Regions from separate parts of the Homo sapiens genome. Here region 1 is linked to region 2. The links are chromatin loops, found by intact Hi-C in ENCODE. Cell type or tissue: right lobe of liver. All regions are shown on one strand. Each heading gives the region's core, and the rest is flanking DNA. Links, peaks and the distances in the headings are about the cores only.

Region 1 (2,934 bases), core at 273-2,772, 52 kb before region 2:
AAGGCCCAAAACTGTGGGGAGTGCTCTGCTTTCCACAGACCTTCTTTATATGTTTAGTTGCTTGCACTTGCATCATTTTCTCCATCATTTGCCTGCCCAATAAAGGATGGACAAGAGATGGCAAAAGAGTTCAAAGCCAATCAAATAATTCTGGATAAATTGTTAACAGACCTGGAATAAGAATAGCCAAGAAAAATTTAGCTAAAATAAGATTTCGGGGGAAAATCTGTGGATTTCATTTAGATTGTGTTTACATGACAACAAAGTATTGGGTTAACTCAGTGGAAAGTAGGCAAACTGTTTATGCAGTTATGTAGACAAAACAGTTGCATCAGTGATTACCTTTTCAAGTTGTGGATTCTGGCTTTCTTATACACTGCCCTGCCCATAATGATGAATTTATAATAACTGCATAAACTAAATTTTTGGTAGATTAGCATTTTACTAATTTCTGAGTCTTCCAATATTTTTTGTGGTTTTGTGCAGTTTGTTGTTTGTGGTGCTTTTCTATTTATTTATTTATTTTGTCATATATGTGGCTGGGAATCTTGGAAACAGTGAATGTTAGCTTTATTAAGTCAAATAATTGAAGAATTTTTAAAAAGATTTTCTTCCTGACTACTTTTGTGGTGTATTAAAACCAAAATATTACTACTTAAAACAGGGATGTTCACACTATGACACATATTATATAAAATTACTATTATTCAGAAATTCTTAAAAAAAGACTTGAGAAATATTGCTCTTTAGTACTTCAACTAGATAGTATGGTTATAGTATCAAATAATATTTAAACCAAAATTCAAACCAACCCCTCTGTTAGGTATTGATATGGTTTGACCATGTCCCCACCCAAATCTCATCTTGAATTCCCACATGTTGTGGGAGGGACCCAGTGGGGGGTAATTGAATCATGGGGGTGGGTCTTTCCCATGCTGTTCTCATGATAGCAAGTAAGTCTCATGACATCTGATGGTATTATAAGGGGGAGTTTCCCTGCCCAATCTCCCTCTTTGCCAGTGCCATCCACGTAAGATGTGACTTGCTCCTCCTTGCCTTCTGCCATGAGTGTGAGGCTTCCCCAGCCACATGGAACTATAAGTCCAATTAAACCTCTCTCTTTTGTAAATTGCGAAGTCTCAGGTATGTCTTTATCAGCAGCGTGAAAATGGACTAATACAGGTATATACCCAAAAAAAAGGAAACCAGCACATCGAAAAGACAGCTGCACTCCCAGGTTTGTTGCCGCACTGTTCACAATAGCCAAGATTTGGAAGCAACCAAAGTGTCCATCAGCAGATGAATGGATAAAGAAAATGTGGTACATATATACAATGGAGTACTATGCAACTGTAAAAACAATGAGATCCTGTCATTTGCAACAGCATGGATAGGACCGGAGGATCATTATGTTAAGTTTAATAGCCAGGCACAGAAAGATGAGCATTACATGTTCTCATGTATTTGTGGGATGTAAAAATGAAAACAATTGAACTCATGGACATAGAGAGTAGAATTTTGTGTAACACAGAGGCTGGGAGGGGTAGTAGGGGATTCAAGGGGAGGTGGGAATGTTTAATGGATCCCAAAAGAGTAGAAAAAATGAATAAGACCTAGTATTTGATAGCATAAAAGGATGACTATAGTCAATAATAACTTAATTGCACATTTTAAAATAACTAAAAGAGGGTCATTGGATTGTTTTTAACAACAAGGATAAATGCTTGAGGAGATTAAAAAATAAAACAAAATTCAAACCAAAACTATATTTTTGTATATGGGATAGCTATTGTCTACTATTATTCAGAATATTTTTTAAAAACTGAGTGGTTTGCACATTAATAATAAAACTAAATAACATAGTATTAAAAATAAAGAAAAATCAGAGCCAAAATATGTTATTGGCTTGGGCAATGCTATTTGTTCATATGATAAAGAAGCCTGTGTTCTTATGTCAAGGAGATGCCCACATTTCTTGAGAAAGACTTCTTATTGGTGCCATTTTGCTGTTTAGGATACAGGGTTTCATTCACTCTGCTGGAAATATTTCATTATATCTAAAAGTTTTGTTCATTCTTTCCAGATTTCCAAGATATAAGTCATTACATTACATGCCAAATATTTTTATTACTATTCTTTTCATAATAGCTTACACGTGCATTATTTTTACTGTTTGAAAGCATCACTACTTGTCATTACGTCTTACTGATTAGCTATATTACTATTCCACCTAAAGGATGAAATCTAACATTCAAGATTATTTTCTCAAGATTTGTCAAGTTTGACTTGAGATTTCTCAAGTTTGTCCACTCAACAGCTGGGCTGTGCCATGAACTCTAAACTTTAGACAAAATTATTGTGCTTTTCTAGGTTATCCTTACCAAAAAGGTAACAGTAAACTGAATGGAAAGATTAATAAGAAAAACAAACCAAAAATAATTCCATAAAGCAGCTTTAGATCAATATAGCATTACCCAAATAATTTTAAAATTTTATTATATTTGTTATTGCAATTAATTTACATGCTATATAGAATAACTTATAAATTGTATTACATTTATCATTGCAGTTTATCTGTCTACCATAAGGGTAAGAGCTACTATAAAATTGTATTTTTTTAAACTGGAAAGCTACATCAAAAAGACTTTATATGACTTCGCCAGGATAATCACATAGCAGGGTTGGTCAACTTAAACTAGTCTTGAGTCTATTAGATTACGTTTCCCCAGTGCTCAATTTTATTCATAACATCTAGATCTGTGCTATTCAATACACACCCACTAGGCACATATGACTACTTAAATTTAAATTAATTAAAATTAAATAAAATGAAGCATTGAAACTAGACACATTTCAAGCACCCAATAGCCACATGTGGCTGATGGCTACTATATTGGAAGTGCGGGTAACATTTTCATCATCACAGCACATTCA
Region 2 (2,934 bases), core at 293-2,792:
AATGGTTTTAAGGAGTATTGAGTTTGCACACAACAACTTCAACCAACCTCCCAGTGTTTAACAACTTCAGTGTTGGGATACACATGTGAGCCTCTGACTTTTTTCACTGTCACATTTTAATGTCATCAGGCACATTAATAATTCTGAGAAGAAGCAATCTCATGCTCTCAAGAAAGCCACCCAATAGCTTAAATTTTGGTGCAAAATCGTAGAAATCACTCCATTCGATGACTGTCTTTAATATGGCTAGATTCTAATTTTTTAATAGGTGTTTTAATCAACAATCTTGTTTCATTGCAAAGTGATTTTAACACTGAAGCCACTATTTATATGAAAATACTTTAGCAATGAATTATACATTTTAGTATATGTATATATATCAAATGTCCATAATCTTTTAATACATATATAAGCATATGTAATACGGATGTGTGTTTGTGTGTGTGTGTGTGAGTGCTTACACACAGAAAGAGCATGTCACTGACTTTTTATTGTTAGAAAAGCAAGTCTAAAACATAAAATTTGGTTACACTTTAGAGTGAAACAGACTTAGGTTCAAACCCCATCACCACCATTACTGGCACTAGACCTTGGTCAAGGGCTTCCTTCTTCTCTACTGTCAAACAGAATGAGAATTACTTCACAGGCCTATTGTAAGGATTAATCACAAGAACGTAAAGTCCAAGCATTGCACCTGATACATGACAGGCACTCCACTTCAGAAAGAGTAAAAATGTTCCTTAAAGCAAGTCCAGTGCTTTGCCTGGATTAGGTAAAATTGAGAATAATGGGGATATTTTCCTAGTAGGTATGCTGAAACATATATCTAGTCGGTCGCCTAGCACAACACATAAATATATAAATCAATAAAGCTTTCAAAAAATACATCGTTTGGGTTTAGAGCAAAGGAAATGACAATTCTTCCTGTTGAATGGTCTTTCACTCATTGTTAAGGTTGATCACTTAATCTTGGAAAATCCAGAAAATTCAACAGCTAAAACTCTCACCTACACCCTAATGCAGTCATCTGGGGTCTGTGTGGCTCTTTGTGTTACTCTGCAATCTGTTCCACCTGCATCTTAATAGGTGGTCAAGTCATAGCTGAGTCCCAAAACTTCACTTTGGAATGTTCTGGCCTTTTAGGCTCAAAAAGAAAGTGTTTAGATTTAATGGTTTTATGGCCCATCAAATCCAGTGTGGTAGCCTCTAATTGCATCCAGGGGCTGGAATTTCTTTTAAAACTTTTTTTTTTTTTGACAGTTTAATAAGAATTTGCTAATATGCTGAACATTCCTGGAACGCATTAGGTAGGTTTTAATTTTTCTTGATATGAGGTCCCAGCACTCCCTCATGTGGCACTTGCCCACATAACAAGTCAGAAGCAAAAGGATAAATGAATATTTAATCCTTCTTTTCTCTTTCTTTTTGATTTCTCATGTTTAAAGGGAGAAAAAAAATCTCAAGTAGCTCCATGAAAGATGAAGGAAAATTTTATTATAGCTACTGTGCATAAAACCTGAGAGGTTTCCATGGCAATGTTCTTAAAGCACCAAATGGTATAGTAAGCATTTTATTAATTGGATATTTGAGAAGTCAGAGATGTTCTACTTATCCTGGAAGACTAAAATTTAGCCTAATGATACCACCTATTTTATATGTGTTAGCATTTATGTTTATTATTGCTATTTCCTTCCATATGTTAAATATTCATAGAAATAATTTTGTATCCTTCTTTAAAGAATATAAAGAAAAAAATTCAAAAAAATAAATAAAAATGATCTGCTAGAGTTTCAAACGGATGTGCCATTATAAGTAGAGGCACTTATAAAACAGCTTAAATATTATAAGATTTACAACTATTAAAATGTTGATTAAGTAATCCATTGAATCAAATTTTTTATTCGTAACACAGTGCATGAAAAACTGCCCTCCATTCAGTATTTTTCAGTTATTTTTTTCCACTTTAAAAGACTTCTTAGAATTTTATCTTTTGTTTGATTGTAATTCATGACCCATTGTTTATGCTCCCAAATTTTGCAAAAAGCGAATGATTTCCCAATTAATTTCACTTCTGTGGCTTATTTTATCTTCTCAAAGTTAAAAAGATAAAACAATAAAACATAGGATGTTTGCAATAAATATTTTAAGATGATAGCATAGTGCTTGCCTTAGGATTCTTGCTACAGTTAATGACGTTTGGAAATACCAGTAACAGAGCAGGATATTATAGGTAGCACTGCCTAAGTGATTAATAATCTGAGCAAAGCATTAACCTCTCTAAGCCTCGATTTCCACACCCACAGGAGTTGGAGAAAGTTTCTCAGGGTTTTGCACTCACATATTTTAAGATGGTGGTAAAGATAGATGAATAAATAATAAAGTCAAATTGCGTGGCACATACTAATTGCTGTATAAATGCTGGTGATCATCATTTTTCACAAGACTTTGAAGTATCACTTTCTGAGTTTATGCAACATTTATTAAAGACGTTTGTGTTTTTAGCAATAGTCAGAGATAGTTACATATCTTGTTCCTCTCCTATAGACCAAGAATGTACTTTGAAAAATGGAAATTAAAAGCATTCAAATGCTCACTGCCTCATCTAAACCCTCCAAGGCTGACATAGTGCAGTCGAAAGAAGTGGGCTGACATAAAGTGCGTCTAAACCCTCCAGGGCTGACATAAAGTGTAGATTTCAGTAGAGTAAGAAAAGGTAGCTCTATACTTTGAATTGTTTCTTTTTGCATTTGATAAAATTTTAAATGGGATCAAAATCATTTATTTATATACTGAAAAAAATTGCAAAGATCATCCACTTCTATGCCAGTTTTCTGGGTTTTTGTTTTTGGAGATTTTTGTTGTGAAAGTTTTTTCTTTTTTTTTTTTTTGTCTTTCCAGCAGAACTATTTAAAGAACTTTTCTTTTGAACACCAA

The links. Peaks named below come from ENCODE experiments on the same cell type or tissue, not always from the same donor. Only the 100,000 strongest peaks of a DNase experiment are listed, where the experiment ranks them.
Region 1: a loop joins it to region 2, with 3 times the contacts of the local background. A loop is called at or near these places in 2 of 110 quality-filtered maps.

Annotation. Positions count from the first base shown.
Region 1 is chr20:7,873,378-7,876,311 of GRCh38, forward strand. No RefSeq gene overlaps it. Among named protein-coding and RNA genes, the nearest start is that of HAO1, 66 kb to the right of the region's middle. In right lobe of liver, for the core only: no CTCF peak of the experiment used is centred there; no DNase peak of the experiment used is centred there.
Region 2 is chr20:7,925,622-7,928,555 of GRCh38, forward strand. The region is part of intron 2 of HAO1 (hydroxyacid oxidase 1); the gene reads right to left. Among named protein-coding and RNA genes, the nearest start is that of HAO1, 13 kb to the right of the region's middle. In right lobe of liver, for the core only: a CTCF peak has its summit at 1,343; no DNase peak of the experiment used is centred there; H3K27ac peaks cover 631 bases.